2 separate regions of the Homo sapiens genome follow, and region 2 is linked to region 1. A link is an interaction called in ENCODE POLR2A ChIA-PET data of the cell type or tissue named here. Cell type or tissue: GM12878. All regions are shown on one strand. Each heading gives the region's core, and the rest is flanking DNA. Links, peaks and the distances in the headings are about the cores only.

Evidence for each region. ChIA-PET counts read pairs that join two places held together with the same protein. Peaks named below come from ENCODE experiments on the same cell type or tissue, not always from the same donor. Only the 100,000 strongest peaks of a DNase experiment are listed, where the experiment ranks them.
Region 2: POLR2A ChIA-PET joins it to region 1 with 14 read pairs; 10 of 35 experiments call an interaction of 5 or more read pairs at or near these places.

The regions. Positions count from the first base shown.
Region 1 is chr5:95,863,957-95,875,758 of GRCh38, forward strand. It overlaps LOC105379091 (a long non-coding RNA gene), which reads left to right. Exons shown (of 3, transcript XR_001742813.2): 2 at 10,467-10,563. Among named protein-coding and RNA genes, the nearest start is that of LINC01554, 18 kb to the left of the region's middle. In GM12878, for the core only: no CTCF peak of the experiment used is centred there; DNase peaks (open chromatin) are centred at 5,645, 6,385 and 6,455; H3K4me3 peaks cover 1,025 bases; H3K27ac peaks cover 2,638 bases.
Region 2 is chr5:95,923,735-95,931,734 of GRCh38, forward strand. All of the region lies in intron 2 of ELL2 (elongation factor for RNA polymerase II 2), which reads right to left. Among named protein-coding and RNA genes, the nearest start is that of ELL2, 34 kb to the right of the region's middle. RefSeq lists enhancers at 370-509, 991-1,285 and a silencer at 4,124-4,173. In GM12878, for the core only: no CTCF peak of the experiment used is centred there; DNase peaks (open chromatin) are centred at 567, 1,177, 2,377 and 4,397; H3K4me3 peaks cover 1,809 bases; H3K27ac peaks cover 7,228 bases.

The DNA of each region.
Region 1 (11,802 bases), core at 1,761-9,760:
GTCTACCTGGTTTATTTTGTGTGCAAATATGTATATATACACTGTATATATACATATACATATACACACAACTATATACATACATGTATATATACACACATATATATTTCAAAGTTTTTTGAGATCTAGTGCTCACACAGCATTTGGTAGTAACTAACAGCTGCTAAGTCAACTCCTAACCTTCTCAACCTCATCTGGTGTGACTTAGAGCAGAAATGGTCCAACCAGCGCAGCAACCATGTACCCACCCAAGTTGACTCCTATGGGCGTAATGTCCACAGGTGCTTCTGCCTTGGTGTGTCAACTCCATCTTACAATTTAGGAGAATTTGGTTACATAGCACCTACTAGGTCTTAAAAATAAAAATATCAATGCCCATTTTATATAGTGGGTCTATGTAGGATCTAGTGAAAATACGCACTTAAGTCTTTTAGAAGACAGGAGAGATTGGGGTCATACAATTTTTTTTTGCATATGTGAAGAGAGTAAATACTTAGTGTTCATCAACTCCATGAAAATGAAGATTCCAAACTACCACAAAACTAAGGAATAAAGCTTTATCATTTGGCTTTAAAGACTCTGAAAGTACTGGGTTCTATTATTGCCTTAATTGGGGTCATGCAAGGGTGGAACAATAGGAGCTAAATAGTTCATGTTAAGGCAGATCAAGGCTTGACAAGTTCCAGATTTCCAGCAGGATTTAACTCCTGAGTCACATCAACTTGGGGTACAAGATTCACTGGGAAGCAGGGAGGAGCAAAAATCAGTCTGTAGAACTCTAGAAAGCAGTACCTGATAAAGACCTTTAAAGTCTCCATGAATCAAAGATATTAAGATTCGTTTTCTGCTACCCCATCTTCAAAATGAAAGCTATTCAAAGCCACAACATAAATATAAAAATTTCTCCCATGGTAACCACCTGGTTGATTAAAATATGTTTAATTTTTCCTTTTCTTCTGTGAATTGCTGCTGCCCTAAGTATGTACGTGGTCTGCCTGTTAGCTTCCTAAGCACATCTGGCAAGGTGGGGTAGATGAAGAAGGGCAGCTATGGAGGTGGGCATTTGGGAGAATGTAAATGCAAGGCTGGGGACAGCTCTCACTGGAGGGTAGCATGACTGCCCAGCCAAGGGCCAAACTATAAAGGGACAGCCCCGGCAAGTGCTCCAGAGTAGGTGGATTTCACAACGTATGGAACCACTCCTTTTAGGTCCGAAGTGCTACATACTTAGTTTATGATTTGCAAACATTCATCTTCTGGCTGGAAGGCTGGAGACAAACAGACAGCTCATTAGGAAAATAACCAAAGAGCTAAATAAAATGGAGGAAGTAGGCAGCAGATCCCAGGCAGACAAGTGTGGCTCACAGTCCTTCATGAGAGATCAGAGGCCAAGCCAAACCAATGCGTCCGTCCCTCAAAGGTCATTCGTCTAGGGCTTTGTCAAACCAGGAAGGGAAGGGAGTTTCAAAGGGCCTTTTGTGGAACACACACAGCTCTGGCCCCTGAGATTCAAATCAGGATCAGGAAACCTGTGTAGCAACTGGCTGCATGTACAATGCTTAGCGACCAGCCAGGGCCCTCCAGCCTCCTTTTCTTTTTATGAGCACGAAGTTTTCCCTGTAGATGGGAAAGAGATAATTAAAAAACAAAACAAAAATCTGTCCCAATTGCAATAAAAAACAACCAAGACCTGGAGTTATTTACTTATTTGTGAATAGAACCAAACATGTTAGATATTTTTTGTTGTATGTGATTCAACAAACTATATAGAAATTATATTTAAAAACCCAAGCCATTATTATTTGCATCATAGATCATACTATGTAGTGGCAGCATGAAAAATGCATCAAATATACATGCAGATATTATTTATATATTTATGTGTGTGTATATATATCAAAACAAAGCAAACGTATGAGTAGATCAGCAGTAAACTTGTTAAAAATTGAGATAGAACTTAAGGTAGATTCTCTGTTGTTTCTGATCTCCAGGTTCTTTTGCTGGATCCTACCTTTCATGTACATGATCATCTCTTTCTTTTCCTTAGAATGGCCAATGATCCTTCTCTGTCCTCTTCTCTCTTCTGTGAGTGTTATGAACATTAAGAGCTTTCCCAGAAAACTTGGGCATTGTGCCTATATTTAGTTTTTGTTGTTGTTGTTTTGAGACGGAGTTTCACTCTTGTTGCCCAGGCTGGAGTGCAATGGTGCTATCTCGGCTCACTGCAACCTCTGCCTCCCGGGTTCAAGCGATTCTCCTGCCTCACCCTCCCACGTACCCGGGATTACAGGTGTGCACCACCATGTCTGGCTAATTTTTTGTATTTTTAGTAGAGATGGGATTTCACTATGTTGGCCAGGCTGGTCTTGAACTCCTGACTTCAGGTGATCCACCCGCGTCAGGCTCCCGAAGTGCTGGGATTACAGGTGTGAGCCACCATGCCCAGCCTATATTTAGTATTTTGCTACTCAATCTCATTCACTTTTCAGTCAGCACACAGTTCTTTGTTTTTGTTTATGTCATTTTATTTAGTTTCACCAAAGGGCTCTGGGTTCCTCAGATGTTGTGTTGTGAGAAGAAGACCAGGCCCAGAGAGCAGAAGAATCCCTGGCCTGGGTCAGGACTTGCTTTCTCGTCTGAGGCCTCCAGCTGGTCCTTTAGGTTCTCTGAGATTCAGCTTCTGCAACTGCTTACCTCACAGAGTTGCTATGGACATCAAACCAAATAATGACTATAAAAGCACTCATGTAAATTATGTGTTATTATTAGAAAAGTTTCCATTTTATACCAAGACAAAGGAACACTGTTATTCATTTGACATGTTTTCTTTTTATTCTTATTCATTTTACATGTTTTCCCCTTCTATTTCTGTCCATGGTTCTCTTCAAATTTTATAATTTAAAATGATATCATCATTATTGAGTCATAACTGAGTGAGCCATTGAGAATATGAATCAGCTGAAACTGAGGGAAAAATAATCTCAAGTCCAGTAGGACCTGACATTACAGAGTCAATTTCTGTTGGTGACAACCTTATTTCTTGTAAAGTTCTAAATGAAACCCTAAGTCAAAGTTATGTTAGAACTTCTAGGACAAGGAATCAGGGAACTCAATGGGCAATACATAGGGAGTCAGGGGAGTTCACAAAAGCTGCAGAGGGCAATTTTGAACCTGAAGGCCTAGTAACCTGTAATCATCCTTGAAGTCAAGAATATTGTAATCTCAACAAGCTGAATAAAGGTGGCCAACTAGTGAATCAAGCCTGTGGTTATGCAATGGTTTGCCTTGCAGTTCTGAAAGCTTGCTGACAGTAGGTTCTCTTTATCTCCACCCTTTCACTGAAGCGTCTTAGCCCAGGAGGGTTGAACCCGTATTAGAAGCCCATGCCTAAATTAAATTTCTTAAGCATTGGCCATTATCATCCACCATGTTTCTGTTGTGATTGATGTATCTATAACTGACAATTCAAGAAACCTACTGCCGGGAGTGCCAATCTTTGATTTAGAAACATGGTGTCTTTTAGAAGTCTTGTAGAACCCTTGACTCTTTCTCACAATGCTGTTTTTAAAAGCATAAAACTAAATACATAGGATACCAAAGAAACCAATTATACTGAAGAATAGTTATCAAATACTTTTTAAAAATATGTGATATAGTTAGATGCTTCTTTATTAATACATTAAATAAGATCTACTGATGGATTTAAATAAGTATTGTATCTTCAAAATGGTGATGAACTTAAATGATGTTTCAAAGCATTAGCAACAACTGTTGGTGACTGAGTCACAGGTGTTGATTGTTGTTTGTTACTGCTACGGTTTGGATATCGTTTGTTTGGCTCCACTCAATCTCATTTTGAAATGTGACCCCCACTGTTGGGACTGGGGTCTGCTTGGGGGTATATGGGTCATGGGGGTGGATCCCTCATGAATGGCTTGGTGCCATTCTTGCAGAAGTGAGTTCTCATTCTTAGTTCTCAAGAGAACTGGTTGTTGAAAAGAGCCTCTCTGGCCAGGCGTGGTGGCTCATGCCTGTAATCCCAGCACTTTGGGAGACCGAAGCAGGTGGATCATTTGAAGTCAGGAGTTTGAGACCAGCCTGGTCAACATGGTGAAACCCCGTCTCTACTAAAAATACAAAAAAATTAGCCAGGTGTGGTGGCGGGAACCTGTAATCCCAGCTACTTGGGAGGCTGAGGCAGGACAATTGCTTGAATTCAGGAGGCGGAGATTGCAGTGAGCCGAGATCGCGCCACTGAACTCCAGCCTGGGAAACAGAGACTCAGTCTCAAAAAAAAGTAGAGCCTCTCACCTCCCTCTTTCTTCCTTCTTGCTGCTTCTCTTGCCATGTGATCTCTGCACCTGTTGGTTCCCCACTGCCTTTTGCCTTCAGTGAAAGCAACCTGAGGCCCTCACAAGGAGCAGATGTTGGCACCATGCTTCTTATACAGCCCACAGAACCATGAGTCAATTAAACCTCTTTTCCTTATGAATTACCCAGACTTAGATTTTTTTTTATAGCAACACAAATGGACTAAGACAGTTACCTGCCTTCTTAATTGAAAAAATTGCTAAATTTTAGTTACAGGTTAGTGAAAACAAATAAGTGGGTCTTTCCCCATCCAAGTTTATAGAACCTTGGAATTCTATCCAAGAGCCCCTTGGGTGTCTGCAGACCTCAAAGTCAGCTCCTCTGCCAGGATGGCTTCTTTGCTACTGGCCCAAAGGACAATCACAAGAACTAAAAAGAACAGTATCACCTGTACCTTCCTGGTATATCTGCTTATAAAACCCAAATTTCACAGCTTGTCCCCAACTGGCAGGCTTCTATAGCATAAGCTTAATGGCAAGAAATGATAAAATTCATGTGAGATCTACAGCCAATGTATATTTGCTTTGTGTTTTTGCTAAAGTGACCAGATATTTCTACAACAGATAGTCATGGCTTTAGACTATTTGTCAAAATAAACTTTTAGAGTTGTCTTGACTTTGATGCCTTCTAGGCCCCTTGAGGGAAGCTGAGAAGGCAAGTACAAAAGTGGGCTAACAGCTACATAAAAATAAGCTAAGGCCCACATCAAGATGTGGTGTGAGGCTGGGCATGGTGGCTCACGCCTGCAATCCCAACACTTTGGGAGGCTGAGGCCAGGAGTTCAAGACCAGCCTTGGCAACATAGCGAGACCTGCTCCCTCAAAAAAACAAAACAAAACAAAACAAAACTGGGCATGGTGGCACACACCTGTAATTCCAGCTACTTGGGAGGCTGAGGTGGGAGGATCACCTGAGGTCAGGTGTTTGAGACCAGCCTGGCCAACATGGTGAAACCCCAGCTCTACTAAAAATACAAAAAAATTAGCCAGGCATGGTGGCATGCACCTGTAGGCAGGAGGATCGCTTGAACTCAGGAAGTGGAGGTTGCAGTGATCCGACATCATGCCACTGCACTCCAGCCTGGGTGACAGAGCAAAACTCTGTCTCCAAAAAAAGAAAAAAAAAAAAAAAGAAAGAAAAGAAATAAAGAATGAAAAGTGGCATGAGAGTAGGAGCAGAAAGAGGCAAGAAATATTTGGGCTCAGGCACCAAAATAAGCCCAGGCTAAACCAAGTTTCACAAAACTTCATCCCCCAGCCCCAAGCCTGGGGAACCACAGTGTGGGCACAGTGAACACGTTTGCAGCCACTTCCTCAGCATGAGCTGAGATACCACATAAGAAGAAATCAAAACAAAACCTACCTCTTTTTTTTTTTTGGCTTGAGGGAGCTAGTTTTATTTTAGGGGCTAAAAAGAGGAAAAGGATGTACTGATTTCCACAGTTAGGCAGTATCTGTACAGAATGTTTTAAGAAAGCAAAGAAGTTTAATAGGTGTTAGAAATAGTATGCTTTAACCTTTTCAAGTGGCATGGGTTTTAATTTTGGCATAACTTTTAAAGGAGACATTGCTATCTTTTTTTTCTTTTAATGTGTACAACTTATGCAGTAAATTATAAGGGTGTTGGCCAACACATTTTATATATATACATATATATTTGTGTAAAATATATATATGTAAATATTTTTCTGTTTTTGTTCTATTAGCTAATACATACAAAGAAGCTAGATACAAAAGCATCACTTCTAGAAAATAAAGGATACTAAACCAAAAAGATGATACAGCAGTGCTCATGCTTCCTTAGTTGTTTGTTGTTGAGTCACTTACATGGTTTTTCCAGACAAATGTCTGAGGGAACTATACCTGCTTTGATAAGGGTTGAGTCAAAAGTAGATGAAGGAACTGCTATGAATAGAAAAAAGGAAACTCAAGCTGCTGGTAAGCTTAGGAAATGTGGAAATGAGATCATATTCAGAGAACAAATTTACTTTTAGTTTTGAAATAACCCCTTCTCTGAATGGGTAAGTTCTATGTAGTCCAGCCTGTGGAAAATACTCAGTGATTAAGGGGCTGCCAGTGGCTATGGGAAATGGACTTGGTTGGCTTCTACTGGAGGTGGGGGTTTGCTGCTCCTCCTGAGAAATGGGGCTGCTAAGGAAAGGAGTCAGCTCTGCAGGTCAGGCCCACGGATTCTCAGTGTTCAATGCCATGTGCTTCACAACAGTCTGAGTGTGACATTCTCAGTGTTGCTTTTGATTTCTATGTTTCTGAGAAGCAGTTAGTCTCACATTGATCTCAGCTTGGTGGTCCCTGGGTTTAGTGGGAACTCCCCAGCCATGGTTAATACCATCCTCTGCGTCCGTGGTGACACTGGTTCATGGACTTGCCTCTTTCTTCATTCCCTTTTACAGAAGGCTGATGGTTAAAGTCCCAGCCATAATCCTACCCAGGAATATAGTTCCAAAATTTAACTATGGGAAAAACATGACCATAAGTTTCCCTAGAACTCATCTTTGCAGTGTTTTAAATGGAATTCTGGAACATTTGTGGTCTCTTGCTCCTGTGAAGAGGTTGTTTCCTGCTTTGCTTTATAGATGCCATTTCCTCCCTGGCGCATTTAAAAAACCACTGCATACAGCATTCTGGGAGCTATAGAAGGATTAAGAATGACCTTTAGCTGAGGAACGAGACAGCACAGCTACAGGAGATTCTGATCTATTTTCTTTTTACATGTACAGTGTTGCACCTCTATGGAAAGCACTGGCCAAGTTCCAAGCCAGCCTCAAGCAGACCCTAAATATTCCAAAGAAATAGCCTGCAGTCACTACAAAACTTGCCTAAAGACATGCCAGGGTAAAAACCCAGTTCAAATCTGCTAAAGGTGTCTCCCACTCAAAGGGTAGAGGGCAGGGATTTCTTTCTAAATGAGGGAACATAAGATAAGGTACACATTATGATAATACCATTTCCTACACTTGATAGTTTGAAAACCACTTTCACAATGGTTCTCTTATTTGTTTTTTGTGGGGTTTTTTTTGGCCAGGAAAGTACAGTGTACATCATTTGCTTTTTAGACATAAGGTTAATAGAACAAGAGCAATGATACAGCTAAAAGTTATACAATCAATTACATAACAGATATACTTAACAAGAGGTAAGAACTTTTTTTTTTTTTTTTGACACAGAGTCTCATGCTATCACTCAGGCTGGAGCACACTGGCGCGATCTCAGCTCACCGCACTCCACCTCCCGGGTTCAAGCGATTCTCATGTCTCAGCCTCTTGAGTAGCTGGGATTACAGGCTTGAGCCAACACACCTAGCTAATGTTTGTATCTTTAGTAGAGATGGGGTTTTACTGCGTTGCCCAGGCTGGTCGTGAACTCCTGACCTCAAGTGATCTGCCTGCCTCGGCCTCCCAAAGTGCTGGAATTACAAGTGTGAGCCACCGCTCCCAGTCAGAATATTTTTTAAAAAGTCTTTATATATGTTAGATAGTTAATACAACAGATAATGGCAATTAAGGAATGAAGCATGTTACGCAAGTAGACTTAATTTGGAAGGAAAATAAACATTTACAAAACAGCTACTATGAGCCAGGCATTGTGCAGGGATCTTGACATGCATTATTCCACTTGATCCTTACAGTAGGTTAGTAGTATTCGCTAATTTTCCAAAGAAAAAGAAAAAAACTCTAAAGTTCAAAGAACTCAGTGGTTACACTGAGGCACATGGAAATTGTACGATCTGAGAGGTGAGCCCATGTCTTGCCATTACACCACCCTACCTCATTACTTAGGATAAATGTTGCCCATGATTTCTTCTTTTTCCTTTTGATTTTACCATCCCTTCATCTGAATGTGATTACACTCATTTCACTCTTTATAGCTCCTTTCACCATCATCATCACTCTCATAATAACGGTGATCGTTCACTGACCTCATTTAATGCATCTTATTATAGTTATAGATTTCTCTTCTTACCCATGTTAGTTATACCATATGTTTCTTGAAAGTAGGTCTCAAGTCTTATTCATTTTTATATATTAAGCAGCATCTTACTACCATTTTACATCTATTCTCTTCCCAATAAGTGTTTTTTGAATGAACTAAGTGAAGCAAAATGGCATGCCTGCAGTCCTAGCTACTTGGGAGGATCCCCTGAGCCTAGGAGTTTGAAGCTGCAGTTAGCTATTATCATGCCACTACACTCCAGCCTGGGTGACACAGCAAGACCTTGTCTCTAAACAAAAAAGAAAGAAAAGAAAAAAACCAGAGCAGAAATGACTTTTTACAACAGACTGAGAAAAAGAGGACACATTTTTGTTTGTTACTGGATCATCATAACAGTCATGGTCAGTGAGTTAGGATGATAATCTGATGAAACCGATTTGCTCACGAGTGTCCTTTAGATTCTATTCCCATCCTGGCAGCACTTCTTGGGTACCATCCAGGACCTGCTGTCCACAGCCTCCAGCCTGAACCTCTTGCCTTGACCTGTTCATCCTGCTTCATCCTGTCATGCTCCAGACCAGATGGGCCTCCAATGTCATTGCTTGGTTTCTGGTTTCCATCTCTACCTCATCATTTGGACTTGATGCCTGACAGAGCTTTGGATTCTCCTCTCCTGTTGGTTGTCTCAGGACCGTTTGGAATGCTCTTCTGGGGACACTGATTTCCCATGCAGTGAAAAGACACAGGCTACATGAAACTTTTCTTTTCTCCTTCCTTCTTCCTTTCTTCTTTCTTTCTCCTTTCCTTTCCTTCCCTTTCCTTTCCTCCCTTTCCCCTTCCCCTTCCTTTCCTTTTTTTTTGGACAGTCTTGCTCTGTCGCCAGGCTAGAGTGCAGTGGTGTGATCTCAGTTCACTGCAACCTCCACCTCCCAGGTTCAAGCGATTTTCATGCCTCAGCCTCCTGAATATCTGGGATTATGGGCACGCACCACCACATCCAGCTTATTTTTGTATTTTTAATAGAGATGGGGTTTTGCCATGTTGGCCAGGCTGATCTCAAACTCCTGACTTCAAGTGATCTGCCCTTCTTGGCCTCCCAAAGTGCTGGGATTATAGGCATGAGCCACCGTGCCCGGCTAGCCACCACGCACGGCTGATTTCTGAAAAAAGGAACTTATAACCTTAGGTCACTGGTCAATTTCCACAGCAGTACTTAGTGATCAAAATTTACTATTTGTGGATTAATTTACAACTGGCACCAGTGATTACTCAAAAATCAGAGAACAACACTTTTAGCCTAGGGTGGTGAAGAACATGGACTCTGTGGCCAGACTGCCTGGGTTCAAAGTCCAGCTCTGTGACTTACTAGCTATTAATAGCTGTGTGGCCCTAAGAAAGTACTCAACCTTTCTGTGGCCCAGCCATACAATGGGGATAACATTTGTAGGTTATTATGAGGAGTAGCTGACTTAATTATTTTCAAAGTGCTTGCAGCAGTGCCAGACGTACAGCGAGAACTATATAAGTGTTTGTTAAAGAAAATGTTTGCTTTCTCTGTATTCTTCTCCTGGGAATACTTGGCTCTGACATTCACAAACTGTTAGCCCCTTGAGGGCAGGACTTTGTTTTGTTTACTGTGTTATCCTCAGTACCTAGAATGGTGTCACATGGGAAATGTGCCATAACTATTGGTTTTAATGAATGAATGGGGATTCTGGAGGCAAACCATCACAATCATAAGAGTTGATTATTTATTAGTCCTGTCTTCTCTCACATTTTTTTCTCTCCTTTATGTTTTTACATCAGATGCTTCTGCCTGGGACAGGCTGGCAGAGGCAAAACCTTGACTAATAGCATCATAGACTCTATATCTCATTCAGCTGGAAATCAGCTAACACTCAACAGCTGATAAATAGAAAACTTCTCAGAAATAAGAAGAATCCCAATGCTAGTTTTTACAAAAACTCATAAGTTTAGGGCTGTGGTCCTATCCTAAAGGAAGTATTGCTAAAGGGAAGCTGTGAAGAGAAATGTTACTTAACAGCAGAATCTGCACTTCTGAAATTAGATTGTAAAAGATGGTGGCTTCCATCTTAAGTGCGATCACTTGTGTTCTCTCTCTTTCAACGCTCACTTTGGGAGAAGCCAGCTGCCATGTGTCAGGACACTCAGGCAGCCTGTGGAAAGCTGCACATGGTGAGGAACAGAGGGCTCCAGTCAAACGACCAATGCCAACAACCATGTAAGTGAGCTTGGAAGTGGATTCCCCAGCCCCTGTCAAGCCTTGAGACAACTGCCATCCCAGTCAATAGCTTGGTTGCAACCTTGTATGAGATCCTGAACTCAAACCATCCAACTAAGCTGCTCCTAGAAACTGTGTGAGATAATAAATGCTTGTTGTTTTAAGCTGCTAAATTCTGGGGGAGATTTTTTTAGACAGTAATAGATGTACATTTGAAAAGTATTGTTTAGGACATTCAGTGCACTCTTCCAGAATTTCTGGGATGACTAGGTATTTATGAAGAATGCTCATGAGACTAAATAGGTAAAATAGGAAAATCACATTTCCAGAAATACTATATAATCTTTTAAAACATATGGCCATTACAAATTTCAGATTTTTATCTTAGATTTTACAGGAGGTAACAGTTGGAACAATGGCAGTTTTGGAGTTTTTCTTTGCACTTGTATAACTCTTCTGTATACAGATAGTGCAAGGAGTTTTTAGAGAGAGAGGTTTGCAGTAGTACCAACCTATTTTTTCATTTTAAAGATTATACCAAAGCTATCTATCTCTAATCTTCTAAACGGGATTAAAAATAGATGATGATAAATATTGCTAAGTCATGAAACTATTAAAAGAGATGAAATGACATCACTGACTACAGTTGTGGGGAGGTAAAAATATACGCAAACTAATCAATTGTGATCGGGAACAAAACTTAATATTTAGTTTCTGACACAAGACAACACAGTGGGCACCAAAGTTCTCATTATCTAATTTAAGGAGGTACACTGGTTCACCCAGAGAGATATACATTTTCCCCAGCATAAACTCTAAGAAAACTTTATTATATAATTTTATAAAGGATGCTGGATAACAGAGTTGTTGAGAGCAACGGTACAAACAATCAAACAGGGATGTTCCTCATATCACCATTACTTACAGGGGCCTTAGCTATGATAAAGAGATGGCTTAAGAGGCAGGGAACTGGGCTGGGTGCGGTGGCTCACACCTGTAATCCCAGCACTTTGGGAGGCCGAGGTGGGTGGATCACTTGAGGTCAGGAGTTCAAGACCAGCCTGGCCAACATGGTGAAACCCCGTATCTACTAAAAATACAAAAATTAGCTGGGCTTGGTGGGGGGCACCTGTAGTCCCAGCTACTCAGGAGGCTGAGGGAGGAGACTTGCTTGAACCCGGGAGATGGAGGTTGCAGTGAGCTGAGATACTGTGCCACTGCACTCCAGCCTGGGCGAGA
Region 2 (8,000 bases), core at 1-8,000, 58 kb after region 1:
GCAGATGGTATGGTCTGAGCTAATCTGAAGCTTTTCAAGAGCAAGATGTTTTCAGGCAAATTTTACATCCTTAAAATTTCAAAAGGGTTTGTAGACTTAGTGCATCTAATTTCTTGAAGATGTATTAATTAGACACAAAGTTAATTGTATCAATATCCAAGTATACTCTTAAGAATGAAATGGGTATATAAGGTAGCACTTATGTTTATGGCTGGTAAGGCTGTGTAACAATTTGGCCAATGGACAGGAAAGCAGGAGACTTATTGGAAAGAGCAGGTAATATATGACAATTAGGGCAGGTTGGTGAGAGGGAAGCTTTAGAACTAAACTATGGCAACTTCAGAGCAGACCAGAACCTGTGGGACTGTTGAAGGCCAGAGCTAGGGTGGGTCTGAGACCTTGTCTAATCTAGAGCCATTCAGGCAGAGTTTCAGAGGAACCTGTGGATATGCGTCAGTCCCCTCTGATATGCAGGAGCCTATTCCATTGTGTATCTACACAGTTCTTTTTTCCAAAATGGTTATAAAGCATTTTCTTAAAAACTAGCCTTCAGGTTCATGAAATACGAGGAGGAGGAAGTGAAAATGTACTGACTGCTACTGGTAGACCTAGGGTCAGCTTTGAGGACTGAGGTAACCACCACAGGAAATAAGTTTTGAGGTCTGATTTTGAAACAATATTGGAAGACCATTCCTTTGTGAGATAGAAACTTCTCCATTTTAATTTTAGTATTTTAAGCTTTTCCTACAGGTCAGTTGGGAATAATTTTTATTTAGGGACTCACAATCTTGAATTTTTAGCTAAATGCCTTAAGAATAAAATATTATTTAAAAAGTATTAAAATGCTGTGATTCCAAACAGTTTCTTGTTCAAGATGAAGAATATAAAAATATACCACCATGTCTCGGCAACTGGAAAAGCAGATTTTAATTTTCATTCCAAAAATGAGAGACTGAAAATCAAAGGCTTAGGACCACAATCCACAACCCTCCTCCCAACCTCCTGTCTGTCTTTGATAAAAAGCTACAAAGAAAAAGTTTCAGGAAACTTTCAGACATTTATAATTAGCATAAACACTGTATACCAAGATGTGTAAGTCAAAACGTCTAATTACTCTGGGATACAAGCTCAGGCATGTGGCAACAGAATACTGCCTGAAAGGTCATTTCAACATCAAGTCACGGACGTCCTATTTACATAAGGATCTAGGGCAGAAGCACAATGTGCACACTGCTGCAACTTTCTCATATGTGAATGCTAACATCTGCTGAAAAGCTGTTGGTACCTTTACTGCAGGTTTCCTGTCCTTGAGTCAAATACTTTCTACTCAATATTGGATTGAGGTATACATTAGATTAAAAATAGAACCAGCAAGGGTTTTCTTCATTTATTTAAGTGTTTTGTTCTTCTGTGGGATTACAAATCATTCAAACTTACAGAATTCTTGTTTGACAGACACCTTTTCTGATAAGGTGATTGTAAATGCTCAGTGAACCAGCAGTACCATGGTTTGACATGACAATTCCTGGTGTTAAAGTGGACTCATATAGCTGAGCGGGCCAAGATCATCTATAATTTCTTTTTTATAGATTAGGGACAATGAGGCTTAGTGATTTGTTCAAGTTAGAGTCATACTTAGATTGACAACCCCTGTACTACAAATCCGAGCCTGCTCCATGGCTGTCTGAAACACTCATTACCTTGTAATACTAACATATTATGTTTATAGTCTTTCTCCCTTCACTAGAATATAAGCTCTGCAAGGACAGAGGCTTTTGTCTGTTGTGTTCCCTGAATATATTGTCAGCACCTCAAGTGGTGCGTGGCACAAAGTAGTCACTCAATGCATATTTGTTAAATGAAAAGGTGGATTAATGCCTGAGCCAGGCCTAGAACTGAAGTGTTTGCTTTCTTTCCACCAGCATTTCTGAAGCATGCTGAAAAGTTTCCTTATGTGAAAGAGGGGTTCTTTCCTCAAATAAATTTAGGAAATGCCAAGTTAAACAAAATAACTTTCTTTGCTGTGGGTCTTTTCATACTGAATAGTTTCCCAATTTGTATGGCCTCAGAACCCACCTCCCCTCCGGCATCCCAGGAAGCCAGTCCATCTCTTAATTTTATCTAAAATCTATTATTTGACTATATATAGACTATATATTAGCTTAGATACAAACTTACTGCAAACATTTAAACATTAGAATTCTCTGTTGTTCTCAAATTATTTCTAGACTCTTGATTCTGTGACTTCCTTAAAATCTAGAAAATATACTTTAAGCTAGAGAAATATATTTGCATGTACTATTCAGGCTCCACAGTTTAGGGACAGAATAGTCTAGAATCAGAACAGAAAATAGAAACCTCAACCTGAAAGCCACATGTGCTATTTTTTAAACTAGACCTGCAGTTATGACTTTAGGCCCAAACATTATGGGTTGAGGGGAGAAAAAAAAAAAAGCCTCTCACATCAGCCCAGATGTGCAAACCAATGCTGAAGGGTGGAGGAGTAGGAAGGGGAGGGTAGCCTTCACTGGCAATAGAAAAAGTTAAGTATTAGAGAAATCAATAAGAGCTAAATATTCCTACTGACAGGGAAGGGCAGAGGGTAGAGAGGATCCAACACATATTAGAGCCGTCTGAAATTTCCATATGATAGCTATTTTACTGAAGAGAGTAGTGCAAAATGCCAAATTTTTCTAGCACAAAGAGAAATATTGGCAGTTATCCCCAAAATTCAGGTCATATAACAATAATTCAGGAATTATAATTAATAAATAATTCAGGAAAAATAAGTCCATTTATTTCCTTCCATTGTTCCTCTTTAGCAAGATGTATATTAAGCAAGGAAAAAGTAAGGTGAAATTGCTTTCCCTGTTATTTTTCACATGGTTCCCCTGGATCCAGTATTAAAATTTCTAGTTCTGGATTAAAGAGTATAGCAGCCTAATACTGAGATTTCCTATTTCTCTTATTTCTGTAGGATACAGTCTTATTAGAAAAATAATTCCTGAGAACTGCATTCTCATCCCTAATGTATTCTTTTAAATTTATGACCATTTTGGAGAAAATATCATCGACGGCAACATTTCAAAACCAATTTTAATTACAAATACACAATAACATCGATGGAAGTAAAGTACTAATTTTTAAAAATAAAATACACCCAATACACTCAGTTGCTATATAACTGAAATTACAAAAAACTACCTTGAGTAATTTTTGGCTCTCTTAATATGGCTTCTCTATTAATATGAAATTAGCCTTCTAAATGTTAGTGTTTCTGGTAAGATGACATGGATTAATTGATTCTTTCATTTAATTCACTTATTCCACACATATTAACTGAGTACTACTGTGCTAGGCACTGTTTAGGTTTCTATGACATAGTAGTGAATAAAACTGACAAAGATTCCTGCCATTGTGGCACATATGTATGAAAGTCCAGGAACGAGATAATGATGCCTAGGACCAGGACAGGGAGAAATGGATGGATCTGGGATGTATTTTGCAGGTACAGGCAGCAGGATTCCTAGACATACTAAATATAAGGAATGAAGGGGAGAAATCAAGGATGACTCCAGGGTATTTTGCCTGGAAGAATGGAATTGTTTCAGTATGTGTATGTGTATATATAGACATACACACACACACGTGTGTATATATAGACATACACACACGTGTGTATATAGACATACACACACACGTGTGTATATAGACATACACACACACGTGTGTATATAGACATACACACACGTGTGTATATAGACATACACACACGTGTGTATATAGACATACACACACGTGTGTATATAGACATACACACACACGTGTGTATATAGACATACACACACACGTGTGTATATAGACATACACACACACGTGTGTATATAGACATACACACACACGTGTGTATATAGACATACACACACACGTGTGTATATAGACATACACACACACGTGTGTATATAGACATACACACACACATATGTGTGTATATAGACATACACACACACATATGTGTGTATATAGACATACACACACACATATGTGTGTATATAGACATACACACACACATATGTGTGTATATAGACATACACACACACATATGTGTGTATATTTTACTTTGAATGTGATAATGAGCACCTTAATGTAAATGAATCCATTAACTGGTTAAGTGTACTTCTTATTTTTAAATACTGTACAACTGACCAGTGTTGGTTTCGTCAGCTAAAAAGGGGCTTCAAAGGGAGTTTTCTTATGATTCATTTTTGTAGCTTCATGGCTAAAAAGTATTTAGAAGAACACAGGTGTCTGAGTGTGTGTTGTTTGGTAGTTGGGTATTTCCAGGAAAAAAGGGGTGATGACAGTTACTGGCAGGGGAAAGATGGAAATAGCAGATTAGTACTAGAGATACTGCATCAGGGAAAAGATATACAGACTATGGAGCATGAGAGAACAGAAACTTTGTTTAAAAATGAATGCAAAGTTGAACCAAGTGCCAAAGTGGTTTTGGAAGAGAAGTGAGACAGCCATCGAGAAAATCTAAATAGTTTCTTCAAAATGCAGTCATGGCTGGGCTAAGCCACAAGTTCTTCTTTGGTGGCAAAAACTAAAACCTCCCATTGGGTTCAGCAACTTATCATAAAGCTGCATTTCATTTTTGTTTTATTAACCAGTCCCTTCCAAAATTTAAATATACAAAGCTGATATAAACTAAATTATCATCTCGTTCCTAAATCTTTCCACCCTCCCACATTGCCCAGTTAATAAGCCATCATTCATTTAGTGCTGAGATTACTGGCATCCTGATGAGTGAAATTTGACTCCTCTTTCTCACACTACTCCACACCCCTCAACAAACACATAATCGTAAGACTTACTGCTTTTTCCTTCCGAAACATTTCTTAAATGTATATTCTTTCCTCTGCTTTGGCTCAGTATTACCTTTTGCTTGGACAACTTGGTTTTCGACCTCCACTTTTGAACCATTCTCAATCCCATCATCTAATCATTCAGCTGCCATCCTATAATCATTCAGTTTTTATCAACAACTATTCTTACAAAATGTCAATATGACTCTGTCAGTCTCAAGGGTCATTTATTTCTTCATGACTTCCTACTACTTATGAGTAGTAGATGTAAGCTTCTTAACAGTATATATGTTTCCTTGTCAGCACTCTTGCTACTAAACCAGTTTAACTGGGCCTCATCTCCACATTGTATTTCATGTCCAGCAGCAATACCGTGCTTGCTGGGTGCCGGAACACGCTACTCTGTGTCCCCACTTCTTGCCTTAGCTCATGCTAACTTAATGTGAGTTCAGCTTAGGAGTCCTTCCCTCAGGAGCCTTTGCTTTCTCAGTGAGGTGCGTTTAGAAGCCCGCTTTCTGAGTCTCCATGGTCCCCTCACCTCTAGGCGCTCATCGCTATTGCTGCCTTCACTACATTGTATATGCTAAGTACTCATTTATTTGCCTTTCTCTCCCACCAGACTGTGAGTTCTTTGGAGGCAAGGACCATGGTCTTCCTCATTTTTTTTTTTTTTTGAGACAGAGTCTCGCTCTGTCGCCCAGGCTGGAGTGCAGCGGCTCGATCTTGGCTCACTGCAACCTCTGCCGCCTGGGTTCAAGCGATTCTCCTGCCTCAGCCTCCCGAGTAGCTGGGATTACAGGTGTGCACCACCACATCCGGCTAATTTTTGTATTTTTAGTAGAGACATGGTTTCACCATGTTGGTCAGGCTTGTCTCAAACTCCTGACCTCGTGATCTGCCCGCCTTGGCCTTCCAAAGTGCTGGGATTACAGGTGTGAGCCACTGCGCCCAGCCGGTCTTACCCACTTTTATATATATTTGAAACACAGTGGAGTAGATACCTAATAAATATTTGTTAGATTTATCTGAAGAAACTTAGATTAAATTCACTCAGAAGGTGCCTTATGTCAGGGATACTAAAAAATTATAAATGGATTTGAAATAGATGACTTAAGAATCTGTTGAGAACCAGGGTTCCCCAGAGAAGGCAAAAATAAATTACAAGATGAAAGGAAGGGTAAAAAAAAAAAAACAACAAAAAACAAAAAAACCCCCACACAGCTGCCTGCTGTGTGGTACAAATGTCAGGGTGAGAAAGTTTCTAACCTCTCTTATGCTATGTTTAGCCCCAAAGCCTAGGCCAAGTGGCTTCCTGGGTTTGTGGGACTTAAGTTCATATTATACATTTTTCTTTCTAAAAAGTATCTTCGTCTTTATTAAAACACTCGCCGAATACTCTGGCTTCACGAAATTCCATTTGAAAGTATGACCCAACCTCTTTAAAACCATTTTGTATTTTTAAAGAATTTAGAATGTAACCATACTAAATAATTCTAAGTTTAGTAATTCTTCTTGTCAAATAGGAAGCAGAATTTTGTTTTAAAAAATGGTTTCTCAGAAACAAAGCCCAAACCTGAATTCTACAAGGAAAAAAAATCTTAAATATGAATCGCAACTTCCAATTCATTGCCAATCTCCTCTCCTTGTACCCTGGAGCCTTGAGCAACGTTCTTTTGCATTATGCCAGGAAGAACTGCTGGCAAATGTAAGTGGGCTTAGAATTCATGACTGCAGTCAGCAGCAGTTGTGTAAATCTAGGGAGAGACTGGTATTTGACACCTGCAAGTCCTCAAGGTTAACAGAAGTCTCAAAAAGCCCAAGCCCCAGATTTTGTAAAATACATGGTTTCACCCCAACCTAATCAATGTCACCAAGAAAACTTGTAAGTCCAATAAGACAAACAATAGTTAAGTCTGCAGAATATTTCCATATAGATTTAGAAGTATATTTAACTCTTAATTCTCTGCTTTCAATATCAATTGTTTTTGAGCCTTTTCTTGGGTAAAGTTACCGAATGCTTTTTTCAAAGTAAGTCTTACGGGGAACTTATTTTATGTATTACAAACAGACTCAGAAATGCTCTAGTTAAGGAAGGAATGATGAGAGACTGGAATTGCTGAGGCAGCCACTGTGGTAAGTCCTCCCTGGGGACCAAAGGCACAAGACCACAGTCTATGCTAAACAAGGAGAAACAGCAATAAGACATACAATATTTGGGGTATATCATTTTAATTAATTAAATTGTAGTCAAATCTTAAATGAACATTACAAAAGTGTGTGTGTAAAAATATGCACCATTTTGTGCCATTTTTTTTTTATGAGAATTGGTGCCAACTATTTGGAGAATACCAAAGGTAGGAAATGGTGTCCTGCTTTCTTGTTCTTTCTCCTTTTTAAAACGCTTTCTTTAGAATTCTCCCTTTGCACTTCCAGTTCCAAGTTGTTTCTCAATGGTTTGAGAAGAAAGTGAAAACTTCTCTTTTACAAACGGATGAAAAGAGAGAGCCCTAATGGACCACATCTAGGATGCTAGATCATTGGGTCTGGAGCAAACTACCCAGTTTCCAACTCTGGCTCCAGAATCTACCATCTGTGTTACCTTGGGCAAATAACCTCAGTAATCCCCAGTTTCCATACTTGTAAAATGTAGATAATGATATTACCCACCTCATATGACTGATGTGAAGTTCAGAGATAACCCATCTAAGGTGTTTGGCACAAGGCCCGGTACACAGTAAGTGCCAAAAAATGTTTGCTTTGATAATACAAAGACAATATTGGGGAGCTCCCACTCCAATTCTGACCTGTTTGATTCTAACACACACATGCCTTCCTTACTATAATGAGATGTTTTATTTTTGAAGTAATTTCTGGTAACAAGCTCTTCGGATAATCAAAAGTTAACTATACTCATTCTGAATCTTCATAATTTAGAGAAAAATAAGGGGCTACAAGTCTTCTGGGTCAAAGCTTAAGTGTTAGTGTAAATGGAAACCAAATAAGGTATCTGGAAAAATAAACAAATAATGAAAACAACTAGCAATATTTCCAACTGTCTCAAACTCAAAATACAGAAAGATAAGGTATGAGAATGAATCAGCTAAAACAGGTGTCCATGGAAGGCTGAAAAAT